2 separate regions of the Homo sapiens genome follow, and region 2 is linked to region 1. The links are chromatin loops, found by intact Hi-C in ENCODE. Cell type or tissue: mammary epithelial cell. All regions are shown on one strand. Links, peaks and the distances in the headings refer to the core of each region. The heading gives the core; the rest is flanking DNA.

Region 1 (8,353 bases), core at 38-8,037:
CTCTGTACTGTCGATCATTAGAGTGCAGCAACCTAGAACAAAGTGGAGGCACTTGAATTGCTGGCTGGGTTCACGAGTGAAACTAACTGTGAGGACACTCATCTTTGCCCCGTTGGGTTTATTTGGAGTAGATCAGTTTAAATGATAGGCCTCCATGGGAGAAAGAAGACACTTCCATAACAATGAATTCTACATGACAGGAAGCTATGAGTGCGTGAGTACAGTTATTTTTGATTCTTGAAACTTGTTATCAGAGAATTGTTAGCATGGTGGACTTAGGGGCCAGCACTCCAGTTAACAGCTTCCTTTTCCAGACAAATTTAAGTTCCATTAATGGATTTTAATTACACTGACTTTTTCTGCCAAGAGTGGGTGTCATGGAAATTTATAACCTGATATCAAAGGAAACAGAAATTCTTCATTTAACTTTTAATTGTCTCTCAAGTGACAATTACGCTTTGAATGATGGGTCAAATGATGTTATTTATTACAACACTAGGAACCTGTTTAGTCAAATGGAGAAGCTACTTTTCAAAAGATGGGCTTTGAAATTAATGTCTAGTTTTGCATGTGGCTTGGTTAATATCTATTTGGGCTGCTTTAACAAGCACTGGGTAGCTTAAAAACAACAGAACTTTATTTCTCACAGTTCTGGAGACTGGGAAGTCCAAGATCAAGATGCCAGTATATTCAGTTTCTGGTTTGGGCTTATTCCACATAGCCAGTGTTTTCTTGCTGTGTTCCCACATGATGGAAGGGGCAAACAAGCTCTTTAGCCTCTTTTATAAGGGCACTAATCTCATTCATGAGGGCGGAGCCCTCACAACCTAATCAGCTCTTAGAAACCTCATCTCTCTTTTTTTTTCCTTTTTTTTTTTTTGAGACAGGGTCTTGCTCTGTTGCCAAGGCTGGAGTGCAGTGGCGCAATCTCAGCTCACTGCAACCCCTGTCTCCCAGGCTCAAGCGATCTTCCCACCTCACTTACTGAGTAGCTGGGACTATAGGTACATGCCACCATGCCTAGCAAATTTTTTGTATTTTTTTTAGAGATGAGTTTTCACCAGATTGCCCAGGCTGATCTTGAACTCCTAGGCTCAAGCAGTCTGCCCCCCTCAGCCTCCCAAAGTGTTGGGACTACAGGTGTGAGCCACTGTGCCCAGAGGCTCCACCTCTTAATACTATTGCAGTGGGGATTAGGTTTCAACATAGGAATTTTGGGTGGACACCAACATTCAGACCATAGCAGTTATATTATAATTCTCAAAAAACTGTATAAAGATTACATTCCTGAAATTGACGCAGTTTTTTTTTTTTTTGGATTTGATACGTTAAATGTTGGTTGGTGATAACACATCGATTTTCATTATATAGTAGTAGGATGTAGGCATGCTTTGCATTTCCATTTAATGAATTGTTTGTGTTTAAAAGATGTCTTCAGACCCTCCAAGCATATGTGTTTGATACAAGCTTTTTCATATGTGTTTCTTAGAACAGATAAGAATTGTTTCTAAACATCCAAACAAGCCAAGATGGGAATCAGGATTGTATGAGTAGGATCTGATTTTGTCTTTATAGAAGACTTAATCTAAAAGAATTTTCCAAAAGAATTTTCCACAAGGAAAAGCTCTTTGGTTTTTCACTATAGTACTATAATTTTGTTCAAATTGTTATTGAATAAAATAAGCAACAATGACAATATTAGTTCTTGCAGGAGTACTAAATACTATTGGCAGTTATGTTAATGGGTTCTTCCTATTGTTTGTAATGCCTTTTTGTCTTTTATCTGTTTGTGGAATTCCTTTTATTCCTCAAGTTCTAGGTGAAATCTCCATGAACTGTTTCTCTGCCAGGGCAGAGTTGATTGCTTTTCCTCAGTGGTCCCATTATTGCTCTAAATTATCTATTATGGATATAGATATTTATTATGTCTATTATTTATTACAGCCATATAACAGTGTATTATAATGGTATATGTGTCTGTTTCTTTTTTTTCCAGCAGATAGTGAGTTCTTCACGGGCAGAAATAATACCTTCCTCAATTTTTAAATGTAAGCTTCCAAAATAGAACCCAGTATATACCAGGTTCTTTAGTTGGGAAAGTAGACAAACAAAATACAAACAAAATGTTCTGTTGTTCATTTGTAATAATCCCTACTGTTGGGCAAACTTTGATGGTGTAAATAAAGCCAATATGTTTGAAAATTTTATATAGTTCCACTAGATGTAATAAAGAGATTGATTAAAGATCCAACAAGTTAAATTAAACAGTATTACACTTTCGACTGTGCTAATAAGACATTTTTGAAAGATTAGATTATGCTTTATTCTAAGAAAAGACAATATCATGAATCCTGCTTTATTAATACCTAAATATGTTATATCACCTTTGGTTAGTTTTGTGTGGCAGAAAGGATACAGAAAAGTAAGAATAGAAAGAAATTTTAATATGCTGTACTTTTCCCTGTAATTTTGTAAACTCACATTTCATATGTACAATAAAAATAACTCTATACCTTTATTAAAACTTCAATATCTTCATTTATATTGAGAGTGGTAGCAACATAAAATTGAAACCTGAGAGTTGTGAAGGATATAAAGTCATGTTTTAATAGAGAAACTAAATTGCTCCTTCAAAGAGCCTATAAAACTGAAAAGCATTCATTATAAATGTAATAAAAACTTATGAGTTCAATTTTATTAAAACTACACCCAGTTTCCTGGAGGGACTGGATCATTTAGAGGTAAACCACTGATGCTTTATGTCTAGCAGCATACTTTATGTGAGATAAGACATCTACTGAAATGAGGTTGATGGTTTTAACATGATCCCTAATGCACATGCACTCATAAGATTGTAATTTTAACTTTAGCAGAGTTTGCTGCTTTTGATAGTAAATTATTTACTGCTCAAAGCTCCTTCACCAAAAAACAGAATGATAGTGAAAGATAAAGCTTATGCTTCTTCTAATTGGTTTGTTATATCAGACTAACATTCTGTAAACTTCTTACTCAAATCAAATTATATAGGTTAACATTGTTACAGGAGAATAACTTTAGTGATTACCATTGGCTTTTCTTTTTCTATTCAGACATAGTACTGTTTTTAATGTGTTAAGGAGAATCATTTTTAGTTTTGGCTTCTTTTAGTGTTTTCAACTTTTACATATTTCATATTTGATGCTATTTTACATGTTCCACGTACATATTTTAATTAACTGTGGTTGTATTGCTGACAGTGTGTGAAGGTGCAAAAGGAAATTACAGGGAACTGACAGGTTGTCCAGTTACTCTTAGTTTTAGAATCAAAGAACTTTAAATAGAAATACTCGCATACTTAAATGAGAGAATTGAAATATTTGAGTTAATATACATTATATGTAGGCTGTATTTATTTATTCGGAAATGAGGCAGGTTTTTTTGTAAAATGGTGGCAGAATAAAAATGTGTTTATTTCAATCCCTTTCTTGAAACCTACTTCACAAATACATGTAAATTAATGAAAAAAAAATGGACACAAATTATAACAGCCCCACTAGGAAATGCAGTTCGAAAATGTAGTGACTGACATAGCTATCAAGTTCAGTGGAATTTAGTCCATATTGAGGGAGGACATTGGGAGCTGAAACAGTTTTCCAGATCTCTACCTGTTTGTATATATCTCTGAAAATGCATATATTCTCCACTCAAACATTCAATTCAATTGGTAGTTTTTGGTAAATATTGAAGAAGTTTACATTATTTTTGGGAACTTAGAATCTAAAGAAAGAGAAAGATATGACAAGGGCATTATAACTCTAAGGCCAGATATAAGTATGATGGAAGAACAGAGTTCCAGAATGAACGAGTCCTAATAACAGAGGAGAATTGGGAAAAATGCTTCATAAAGGAAGTAGCATTTGCAAAAGTATTGAAAGAAGGATAAGATTTTGGTAGGCAGTTATGGTGGAAAAAGGCATCATTTGTAGAAGTAGCATGAATCAAAGCAGAAATTATCAGGGCGTGTTTAGGGAATAGTTATGGATTCCAGTTTGATTGCAGCATGTGATACATGCTGGAAAGTATGAATCACTGCTTCACAAGGAGCTGTGGTTAACCAGAGTGACCTGGTACACCCATGTTGTAGGAACTTTGAGTTCATTATGTAAGTTGATCCACACAGCAGCCCATAGGGTAATAATAACTGCTTGTACGGGTTAGGAAAATAAGACTCAGAACTTGCTTAAAGTCACTCTGCTATTGAGTAGTTGAGCCAGGAATATGACCGAGAGCCGTTCTGACCTGTGTTGTTACTCACAGTATTATATGATTCTAAGGGCAGATCTGGAGCCATATTTAGAGGAATTGTCACATCAGATCAAAACTTCAGCCAGTTTATGCAGACTAGAGAGAGCATTTTTTTCTTTTTTCAAAATGAGTAAAAGAAAGTCTGTCTTTATTTTCCCATTAGTAATTGCATTCTTGTGTCCTGGAGGACAGGAAAAGAATACATGGCTTCAAAATGCCATCTTTGGAATCCTTGGTGAAAAAGTGTAATTAAAACCCAGATGTCCCTAGATTTAGATTATCTATGTACTCTTCATTCTTCTGTGCAATATTATCTGTCTACTGATTTCTAAATTATATTTAGTCAATGTTTTTTCCTCCTTCTTTGTTATTGTTGCTTACTGTAAGGTATATCTTTGCTTTAAATCCCTACTAATGTGTGACAATTCTAAAGTCTGAAGGAACTTTTAATTTGAAAGTAATTGCCTAGCATCAAGAGTAATTTTCAAAGGAGCAAAATTATTTTAAACATTTTAAACTGCAATTTTAGTCTTTAGAATTAGATGGATTTGTCATTTGATAGAATGTAATAGTATTGAGTGAACACACTGAAAGCTATCGCATTGTATAGTAGTTCTGCTGAGTTTTAAAATATAGTTGTTTTTCCCATCCTTCCAGCTGATACTTCCTTAACTGATGACAGATGGTACTTTGGTTTGTTGAAGCCCAATTCTATGATTATTTTATCTTTGATTGCCTTTTTAAAGACGTATGGAGATATCTTCATCAAATAATTAGCTATATTACCTTGAGAATTATTTTACTATAAATACTTGGTTCATTTTTGTTTTGTTCTCTTCTGTTTGTTTTGAGATGGAGTCTCGCTCTGTTGCCCAGGCTGGAGCACCGTGGCGTGATCTCAGCTCACTGCAAGCTCCGCCTCCTGGGTTCACGCCGTTCTCCTGCCTCAGCCTCCCGAGTAGCTGGGACTACAGGCGCCCGCCACCACGCCCGGCTAATTTTTTGTATTTTTAGTAGAGACGGGGTTTCACCTGTGTTAGCCAGGATGGTATCCATCTCCTGACCTCGTGATCCGCCCACCTTGGCCTTCCAAAGTGCTGGGATTACAGGCGTGAGCCACCGAGCCCAGCCAATACTTTGTTCATTTTTAAAGGAATTTGTTGGCTTATGTGATCGTTGTAAGAGTTGGTACTTCCTCAACCTTTTCAGTATTTTCTGGGCCTCCGATTTTGTAAAATAACATAGCATTAATTCATGATGGCTTTGTGAATATAAGAGGATTCAAGAGAGTTCGTGGAAGTTTAGGGAAACTTCATAAACGAAAAACTGGAAGTAGCTCAAGTCAGCCTCAGTAAGGGCAAAATAAATTGATATACCTATTCAGCGAAATACTGCACAGCTCTGAGAACCAGTGAGTCAATTTTGTATGCCCTGTTAAAGAGTCGTGCCTAAGATATATTTTTACGTTACAAAAATGTAAAACTGCAAATAGTATGAGAGCGTTTACGTAAAGATCTTTAAAGCTATATGGATATATAAACAACAAACGTGCAGTGAAAAATTTTGAAGGAACCATTAACAATGATTATTTATGGGGAAAGAAGCTAGGAAAAATGATTATTTAAATTTAAATCATTTAAATTCTCATATTTTCATTTCCTATTTCGTGAAAGTGCTTTATTTTGTTTCTTCCTGTTTCTCCCACACTCACAATGAGCATGTATTGCTTTTATTAACTAAATAGTTTTTTAAAAAGTCCCTTTTATTTAGAAAATAGTGTATAGGAGACTCTTAGTGTCCTCCATAATCTTTTTGAATGAGACTTCATAATCTCCTAATTTACAATGATTGTAAGATGCTTTAGAGAAAATACCACATTGTTCTAGTTTAACACTCCTAGTGATGAATGGGTCACTTCATTGAATAATTTTTTTTTCTAGTTTGATTTTTATCGTTTGATTCTGGAAATGATGACCCGATCTGAACTTTAGCTGGCATGGCCAGCATGGTATAAAAGGCTAGCACCGTAAAGCATTTTGTTCCTTTTAGGGAACAATATAATCTTTCACATTATTCCAAGAGATTATTTTTCATGATTTTTCCTAAGGTCCCAAATAATCTTAGTTTAAAAATTAAATTTATGGGTGTGGCCCCTTATGCCTATAATCCCAGCACTTTGGGAGGCTAATGTGGGAGGATTGCATGATCCAAGTAGTTCAAGACCAGTCTGGGCAACACAGAGAGATACTGTCTCTATCAAAAACAAAACAAAACAAAACGGTGGATGTGGTGGCATACCCCACCTGTGGTACTAGCTGCTTGGAGGCTAAGGTGGGAGAATCACTTGAGCCCAGGAGTTCGAGGGTGCAGTGAGCCGTGATTGTGTTGGTGAAGTCCCGCCTTGGTGATAGAGCAAAAATAAAATAAAATGAAATGAAATGATAGAGCAAAAATGAAATGAAATGAAATGAAATGAAATGAAATAAAATAAAATAAACAATAAAAATTAAATTTGATTACACAGTCTAGCATTCTATTCATATTTTTCTGATAATTTCTAAAAGTTAAATTTATCATGCTCTGGAAAACACATGGATTTTAGAATCGTCGACACTCATAAAAAGGAACTCATAGGGTAGTCAATGGAAATAAATGAGCTCACATATATAAAGCATCCTGAAGACAGACTCAGTCCGTAATTAGACTTTCAATGAAAATATATGTACATATTTGCTTTTAAAAATAAAAAATCCTTTATAATAAAGTTTCTACACAATAAAAAGATAATGTGGCAATTGATAAAGAGACATGATTGAAATTTTGCACTTTACTTTGACTTCTAGTAGTGTTACCTCCTATATTCTTCCAGTCTATCTCTTTTTTATTCCTTGCAAGTTTATATTTTCAACTTAGTCTTTAGAAGCAGCTGATAATGTCCGTCCAGTTTGTATTGAGATCATAGAAATTGGTATCAGTTGAAACAGAATAGATAAGTTTTGAAAAAAATTTGTTTCTAGCCTCTCATCTAATCTTCCAAAAATATTAATGGGATTTAGGTTTCTACTGTCCTTACTACTTTAAATTTAAATTAGTTTAAATTGAAATTATGTTAATAATCCAATAAACTTAAAATCTTTGTAATTTTATGTAAATATAAATGGAAGCCAAAAATCTATTACTTCCTGCCTCTTTCATATACTTTACAATGTAAGTTTTATGTAGTGCATGTTATTTCATTAAGACCTAACATATTAAATAAATATACTAAATGGTGACAGTTTTAATTGTTATTTTTCAATAGTTTGGTTTTTAAAAACAATTCACTGAAACACATTTCTGCTTATGGAAAATCATCTATGAAAACGATAAGTAAAATTGTTTTGTAATATTTTTGCATAAGTATATACATTGCAAAAAAACTGGAAATTTAGTGTCTACATGTTAGATATGATTATAGAAGTTGATACTGGGTAGAGCTAAGTAGATATGGTCTTGGTAAGTAATTTTGTGATTTCTAATATAAGGTTAGATATAATGCCTACCTCACAGACTTGGTGAAAATAATTTATAAAGGAAATTTTATAAAGCAATACTGTTTTAGGTGTTAATCTTTTATTTAGAAACAAATATTGATTATTGTTTTTATCAGCTCCATATATATTTGACTGTGAAGACATATGTACTATTCATTCACAACATCTATTGAGTACTTGTTGTGGACTGGGGATTGTGGCAGGTAGTGGCTTTTGTGATAAATAAGATGAGGTTCTTAACACTGTTGAAGCTCATAGTTATTGAAGGAGAGGAAGCATTGAAGCAAATAATTATGGTACAAAATTACAAATGTTATAAACAGGTGTAATGGTACAAAGGAGGGGTGGATTCTGCTGGGATCTCAGGAATCTTTCTCAGAGGCTGCTCCTTAGGCAAGATAAATGAGTGTTGACATGACTAAATGGTAGACTGTCATAGGTAGATTGAATATTAAGTAAACATCTACTCCACTATTAAAAGAGTACTAAATGTAGGATGAATACTCAGTTCATCAAATGTTTATTGAAAAGTCACA
Region 2 (8,353 bases), core at 30-8,029, 160 kb before region 1:
TAGTGAACAGTTTCAGTTCTTTCATAAACAGAGAAAATAAAAAATAGAAAAAAAATGTATGTGAAACCTTATACTAGCAATGAGTAACATTCATTCAGAGGCCTATAAACTATTTTAAAAAAGAAAAAAATCTAGCCCTTCTCATTAAGAAATACATTTCCATATATTTCTTAGTTTGAACATTACAGTTTTAGAAAATTAAACACAATTTAAAAGTTCAATTTTAAGGTACATTTTTATTGAAGAGAAGTATGATAGAGGATCAGTTAAAAACTTTTAGAAATAAAAACGATTACATTAGGGTAAAATCCTATGGGGAGATAACTGGAAATGAGTTTAAGCAAAAAAGTGTGTATAAATTTTCTAACTCTTGAATTTTTTTTTGATAAAATGGTTGCTGGTGTATATCAGATTACTGTGGAAGTTAGATTTCTTTGGTACTCTTAAAAGACTGGTATAACAGTTTTATATAAAAATGGCAGTATTTGTAACATGCTAGAAATTATAGCCTTTGCAATCATTTAAATTCATGATGAAAATTTTTACATGTCAACTGAAAATGTATGTTGTGTATTTTTAGAAAATTCTTTTAGGAATATGAGAGAAAAAAAATGAAGACTATTGTTTTAGAGCTTCCTTTTTAGAACCTAACTTTCTTCAACAAACCATTTTGTAAAATGTAGATGAGAAAAAGAATTGAGATAATACCTACTGAAAGGTTATTATCTTGTTAGTAATGAAGAGTAGTTTCCTAGGTTTTGGATGCCTGACATACAGGTTATGATAAAGCTGAACTTCTGTTATCAAAGATGAGTGGCCTGGACAGCTCTCTTAGTTGAACACTTTTTTTATGGAAAGCTACTAGTATCCCTAGGCAGCACCAGCATTTTCCTGAAGGGAAATCTTTGGATCAACATAGTCCCTTGAACAAGTAAATGTTTTGTTGAGTTTCGATAGAACAAGACAGATATAATTTGGCAAGGAAAAATTTTATGTTGGAGTTTATTAATTGCTTGCTTTAAGAATACTCAGTTATGCTGCAACTGCTACTATAGAAAGTATAACTCTGAATAGTGAGTTAGCTAAAATATACTCCCAGATAATTGAATTAGTAAGTGTATATAATTATATATAAATTACTCTCTATAATCCTGCACAATTAAATCTTCAAGAATGCTTGCAAAATGCAACAATTTTAGTTTTGATATGCATAACGTTGAGTTTGTTGTAATGGTAGCAGTGAGAATAATAGGGAACAGATGCCCACACAGTTAATAAGTTATGAAACTGGTATTTAAACCCATGTGTTCAATGCCATGTTATTTCTACTACAGCAATAGGAAGGCTGCCTAGCATTTTGTACATATAGAAAATTGGCTATATTTAAATATAGTTTATTGTTTACTATTAATAAAAGGAATCCTGGCATTGTTACAGGATTTCACTAGTTTATTTATGGTTCATTAAACTCTTAAAAATTTAGGACCCTAAAGAGCTTCTGTTCTGTGGGTTAGTTTCATCAATATTTAGCATATTGGAAATTAAGATTGAGAAAATTTAAAATATATATTCATCATTTAAAAATAAAAATATTTATTATGTATCAACATAAATACGACAGTTTTATGAAAAATAACTATATATTTCAAAACAAAAATATTTAGTGAGAAGAGGGCACTATTTTACTTTTGCTTTGTTCTTTGTTTTTTTGAAACAAGGTATCGCTCTGTCGCCCAGGCTATAGTGCAGCAGCATAATCATAGCTCACTGCAGCCTTGACTTCCTGGGCTCAAGTGATTCTCCTGCCTCAGCATCCCAAGTATCTGGGACTATAGATATGTGCCACCATGCTTGACTAATTTTTTTATTTTTTGTAGAGATGAGGTCTTGCTATGTTGCCCAGGCTGGTCTCAAACTCCTGGGTTCAAGCAATCCTTCTACCTCAGCTTCCAAAAGTGCTGGGATTACAGGCAAGAGCCACTGTGCCCCAGGCCTGTTTTAGATTTTCATAAATCTCTTCAATATCTGGCCGAATACAAACAGGTGGATTCTCATATCTGCTTTTGCATTCAATATGTTGTGTAATGTTATTTGATTTGGAGTATGTATGAAAACAATCTTCCCTCACACAGGTATGTACTTGGGAAAGGGAGGCCTTATGGACCCCCTGCAAGGTTCATGGGGACCATCAGAGTGGCGTCTTCAGAGCACACTATGGGGACACTGCTTTAAAATATTATCAAAAGTGTTACATTTTAATAATTAGTATGCATGTAATAAAATGGAAATCTAGTTTTTGCATATGTATTATGTTGATGTCTGTATTTGATTTTAGCTCCATGTATTATGGAGGACTTTCCCTTACTTTTGGATTTGTAATGACATTATGGCGAAATTGTAATCACATTATGGCGAAATTGTAATCAGAAACCAAAACCATTTTTTAAAATTTATGGAGTGGATTAGAGTATAAATTTCAACAGGATAGGAATTGTGAACAGATGTTATACTGAAAAACCAATAGAAAAGAAATTCAAATAGGTTATTATTAATTTAGTAATTATAATAGTATGAAATAATTCTGTACTCCAAGAGAACATTTATCCCATTAATTCTTTAAAAAATCAAGATCCTTAACCATCTATTTATCTTTCACCATCTTTCCCACCCTCCCTCCACCTACTTCTTGCATTTATTTCCTCTTCTTTAACATTCATTCAATAAATATTTATTGGACTCTTTATCAGTTAGGGTAACCACTAGCTTATGTAACAAAGAGATTAAAAAATGCATAATGGTTCAAACACAATGAAAGTTTATTTCTTGCTTAACAACCAATGAGCATGTTTCTGCTTGGAGTAGTGGCTGCTCATTTTATAGGTGGCTAAGGAAGCTGCAATTTCTGTGGTGTTTATGAACCTGGAGAGGCCGGGCACGGTGACTTACGTCTGTAATTCCAGCACTTTGGGAGGCTGAGGCAGGTGGGTTACTTGGGGTCAGGAGTTCCAGACCAGATGGGCCAATATGGTGAAACCCCGTCTCTACTAAAAATACAAAAATTAGCCAGGAGTGGTGGCGGGTGCCTATAATCCCAGCTACTCAGGAGGCTGAGGCAGGAGAATCTGTTGAACCTGGGAGGTGGAAGTTGCAGTGAGCTGAGATTATGCCACTGCACTCCAGCCTGGGTGACAGAGAGAGACTCTGTCTCATTAAAACAAACAAACAAACAAAAACCTGGAGAATTAGGAGGCCACCTCACATGGATGCCCTGGCCCTAGCTTTTGTTTTCATGAAAGTAGAGTTTGGACATTCAGATCTACGTTGCAGAAAAATCAAATTTTTGTATCACTGACCTTGCCAGTAAAAACAGCAGAGGCAACAGCAGCCAGCCTCTGTCTCACCGTGTTAACCTTGCCTTCCAAAGTAATGCCAGTGTATCGGCTTGGCAAGAGCTAGGTGATGTGCCAACATCTAACTGTCAGGAAGTCTAGGAAATAAACTTTAGCTTTCTAGCTTAGCTTTTGTTCTAGCTATCTAACTTAGCGTGCATGAAAGAACACAACTGAAATGGAGTTGAGTACACTAATCTGCACACCTAGGAAAAAGATCTAAAATGAAATATAATAGTATGTCGACAATGATTATCTCTGGCTAAATCACAGCACCTTCTCCTTCCTTTACTATCTTGATTTCTGTCCCTTGTTAATTTTCATCAGTCTAAAAGAGACTTTCTCCCATTTCCAGTTGTCTCCCTTGGTTGCTATAACAGCATAAGATCAACAATGAGAACGGTCATATTGGTGATTTCTGGCAGCCATGGGAAGACTTTACTTTTAGTGCAAAAACTATAGAAATTTCACCCATGCATAATTCTTTTGGGGGTGGGGTTGTCTGGTGAATTGGTTAAGGGAGCCTTTCAGTGCAACTATATGTGTGTTGAAATATGTCAATCTTGATTATTCTTGCTTTGCTGCCTGGTGTGGATACTTTGGGGTTTCTGACTTCTAATTGAGCTTAGGCATTATGGTAACCAAAGATTATTGTGTTAGGGAAGAAGCCAAGATAATCACAAGATAATGTGATTTTTTTTCCTTAGGTAGGTCAGAATCAGTCACTTTTGTCTTGTTATGCATTGCTGCTTACTGAAGATTCTATATAATACATGATGGCAAAAGATGCTTTCATTAACGTTTCGGGGTTGCCTAAGTAACAAGTGGAATAAATGATTTATCCTCAGTTCCTGGTTATATCCTGGTCATTGAGGAGCTGAGAATAGAGGGTAGTAAGATAATGCATCTGAGGCTGTGGGGTAGGTGAGGAAACGTGAAAGAGTAGTCCAGAAAGGAAGGGAAATCTAAACATACTAGATGTCAGCAAATCAAATAGTTCATTCTAGAGTGTGAGGCACCCAGAGGGTATAGCAAAAACAAGCCAAATGATTATGTACTCTGAATCTAAAAAGTGAATGGTTGACAGCCCAGTACAAAGATTGGGTTTCTACTCTGAGATAGGGTATCAAAAGAGTCCAGAATGCCCTAGGGTGAAAACCTTGGCTTGCTGTGGCTTGCAGAAATCAGAGTATGGGAGTGTGATGGGTGTGGTGTAGGAGGCATTATAGCAGTAATTCCAAAGCTGGCTAGTGCCCTTGGGTTACTTTCAGTTTCCATGCTCATGGGAAGATTGGCATGCCCCACATGGTTAAAAGTACCAGATAGAAATGGATAAGTATATATATATATAATTTCTTCATGATGACTCATGTTGCTTAGGGCTAAGAGAGTACTTCCTTTTAAAAATGCATTGCTTACTTCATTAAAACCAGTTTGATAGATTTGATTATTTTATTCTGTTTAATAAAAATATTTAGACATAATAACTAGAGCTCATGAATGTTCCCAGCTATATAAATGAAAAAACAAAGTGCAACATTCAGACAAAACAAGTTAATTCAGGTGACACTGTTCTAAGTTGTAAAAGGACAGACCAGCATCTGAAGGGTTTTTAATGTGGCAATTAAACATGGTTAGGGGGCTATGTAAATTAGCATGGTTTTAACTGCATTTATGGTCATCTTAATCTGATATGGCTGACTTAATTTCATGGTCATTTGAGGATAGTTAATTCTACTTTATAGTTGCTTACCAGGAAAGTATACCTCATGCTGTGTGGTGAGGTTTTGTAAATGAATTTAAAGAAAATTGTTATTGTTGGAAAAAAAATTCATTGTTTAAGCATCATCTAAAGTTGCTGCCTCTAAGGGATCATTGCTGCATGGTATTTAAAAATAGGTTTTAAATGAGTTTTATATCTTGACGGTTTGAAAAGAACAACACAGATGTGTGTATTTAGCCAAAAAACTTTAAATGCTACAGTGGGCCAGTCTGTGTCCACATTCCTTCTTGAAGTGGTTAGTGATTAATCCTAGGGCAAAGATGAGTTTGTAGTTTATAAAGTACTGTACCAGTTGATAGTAATCTTGTAGCTTGCATATATGTGCTTTTTTTTTGAGACAGAGTTTCACTCTTGTTGCCCAGGCTGGAGTGCAATGGCACCATCTCGGGCTCACTGCAACCTCCTGGTTCAAGCGCTTCTCCTGCCTCAGCCTCCTGAGTAGTTGGAATTACAGGCACCCACCACAACGCCTGGCTAATTTTTGTATTTTTAGTGGAGATAGGGTTTCACCGTGTTGGCCAGGCTAGTCTTGAACTCTTGACCTTAGGTGATCCGCCTACCTCAGCCTCCCAAAGTGCAGGGATTACAGGCATGAGCCACTGAGCCCAGCCTATATATGCTTTTAAAATCTTATGAATAAAAATAACTATAAAATTGTCAATTCTTTCTTTTTTTAAAAACCAGTTTTATTTCAGTTTATCTGGAAAGTTAACTTTATAGCATTGTTTATATGAGAATTCTTCTAAAACTTTTCAGTGCTACACTAAAAAGCGTACAATTGGGATTTAACGTTGAATAAGGGGTTGCAGTCATTCCTCTGTATCTGTGAGGGACTGGTCTAGGACCTCCCTTGATACCAGAATCCGAGGATGCTCAAATCCCTGATATAACATAGTGTAGTATTTGCTTATAACCTATGTAGATCCTTTCTTATACTTAAAGTCACCTCTAGATTACATATATTTCCTAATAGAATGTAAATACTATATAAATAGTTATTATACTATATTGTTTGGGGGATAATGACAAGAACAAAAAGTCTATACATGTTAAGAGATGCAAATTTTTTTTTGAATATTTTCAATCCTTGGTTGCTTGAATCCACAGATGAGGAACCCATGGATACAGTGGGCCAACTGCATCTGAACATGTTGAATGAGTCAAATTTACTAGCCTAAAAGGAATCTGAGTCTGTTAATCTACTTTATAGCTGATTGTATTTTATTCAATATGAAGTTTTCTGTGTATATATATATGGTGTATGTTTAATTTTCTAAATTTAAATTTAATGTTTAAATTAAATAAAATAGAAAATTAGTTTAATTTTCTAAATTCTGCCTATGTGGAACCCCATGTCGCTTAATTATTGCCCTTTGGAGTTTGTTTTTCAGATAATCATATACTCATGAAAGCAAATATTTTAAGAATCATTAAGTTTTCTAACAGAATTAGACTTTGTATTTTCAGATACATGTAATTAAAGACCTATTGGGAGGAAAATAACTTAAAGAGCACTATTAATAAAGCTTAAACACAAACCTTTGAAATATGAAGCAAAATCAAAATAGACTAATTGTATGTTCTCCTTAGTTAAAAAAATAGCTTCAAATATGTTTGGATCATTGCTCAGAGAGTAGAAAATAAATTACATTTGATATAGAGGTGAACATTTAAAAGATTACTCATGAACAACATTTCTGTACATCTTATGAGTGACCAGAAGGTTTTTCTATTCTATTTTTTCCCTGTTTTTTTATTGTTTTTCTGTTTTGAGTAGAAGTTTTCAAAATTGCTCTTAAAACTGGTGGGTATTTATGAGAATAACTGAAGAAGAGAAATTTTGAAAAAATATCTGAAATTACTAATTAAGAGGATATACACAGATTCTATACATTAAGTAATAAAGCCCAATATTACAATTTACATTGAAGAAGTTTTGAAGAGTAATAACACTTTTTATTTATACAGTATCTGGTTAAAGATTTATAGTGTATAAATTGCTAATTTTCATAATTAATTTATATAAGAAAAATATTTCACCAAACTGATGTCATGCATTAGTATTATTATGTACATTATATTTTTAACTTTTAAAAATTTATTCATTTTGATTTTTAAAAAATTCGATGTACATTGTAAAAAATAAAGGAACTTTTAAGAAGAAAATTTAATTTCACTTTTCACAGGCAACCATTGTTCTTTATATTCAATAAAAACTGTCAGTTTTAGAGTACTGTATTATAAATTGGACATTCATAAAAGTTATTCATGGATGCTGCTGCTAAAGATTACCTTGGGAAAAACTAAATTCATTAGTACGTTTCCCCAGTAGTATCCTTTTCAGATCCTTCACTTTCTCTTTATTCTCTAATATTTTATTCTAGTACCTATATAGCTGTGTTTATTCTATTGAGATTAGGGTCCAGGATAGGGTAGGGATTTAACTTTTTGTCGAATGAATGGCGTATCTTCATTTTTCAGAACTTCTTGTATTTCCTTTGGTTAAATTTTATAGTTGTCTTCATATAAACTTTGCACATTCCTTCTTAGGTTTATTTCTAGGTTTTCCATATTTTTTTGTTATTGTTAAAAAATATTCTTTCCAATAAGTCTTCCAGTTGCTTATTTCTGTGTATAAGAAGGCCATTAATGTTGATCTTGATTCCAACCATATTTCAAAATATTCTTATTTATATTTTTAAGTTTATTGTCTGTGTGTTTCTAGGTAGTCATATTATTCAAAATAACACATTTTCTTTCTTTTTTTTTTAAAGCCTTATACATCTCAATTTTTTTTCTTTGTTGACTAGAACCTCTCGTCCCTCTTGACTTTCATGGGCATCCTTCTGATATTTATCATTTAATGTAATATTTCCCTTAGGCTCCTCATATGTTATCAAATAAGATTTTTCCTGTCTATTTCCAGTTGGTCAAGAGCTTTATTTTCGTTGTCGGTTGCTGTTTGTTTACCTTAGGTGGAAATTAGATTTTCAAGTACTTTGGCCTTTGATACTAGGTATCAATAAAGATGGTAATATATATGTTCTCTATTTATCTGTTAATGTGGTAAATATGTTACCTTAATAGGTATCTTTAAATTTACCTGTCTTACATTCCTGGATTAAATCTTATTTGGTCATATTTTTAACTATTCAGCTGGATTTATCAAGATTTTATTTGG

Evidence for each region. A loop is a pair of places that touch in the nucleus more often than their neighbours do. Peaks named below come from ENCODE experiments on the same cell type or tissue, not always from the same donor. Only the 100,000 strongest peaks of a DNase experiment are listed, where the experiment ranks them.
Region 2: it touches region 1 in a loop (5-fold over the local background); 2 of 110 quality-filtered maps call a loop at or near these places.

Annotation. Positions count from the first base shown.
Region 1 is chr7:111,194,243-111,202,595 of GRCh38, reverse strand. The region is part of intron 3 of IMMP2L (inner mitochondrial membrane peptidase subunit 2); the gene reads left to right. It overlaps LOC124901725 (a long non-coding RNA gene), which reads left to right. Exons shown (of 2, transcript XR_007060477.1): 1 at 1-8,353. Among named protein-coding and RNA genes, the nearest start is that of LRRN3, 110 kb to the right of the region's middle. In mammary epithelial cell, for the core only: no CTCF peak of the experiment used is centred there; a DNase peak (open chromatin) is centred at 4,145; H3K27ac peaks cover 1,047 bases.
Region 2 is chr7:111,354,175-111,362,527 of GRCh38, reverse strand. The region is part of intron 3 of IMMP2L (inner mitochondrial membrane peptidase subunit 2); the gene reads left to right. LOC124900232 (a long non-coding RNA gene) reads left to right here. Exons shown (of 2, transcript XR_007060475.1): 2 at 1-8,353. Among named protein-coding and RNA genes, the nearest start is that of IMMP2L, 200 kb to the left of the region's middle. In mammary epithelial cell, for the core only: no CTCF peak of the experiment used is centred there; a DNase peak (open chromatin) is centred at 4,637; H3K27ac peaks cover 465 bases.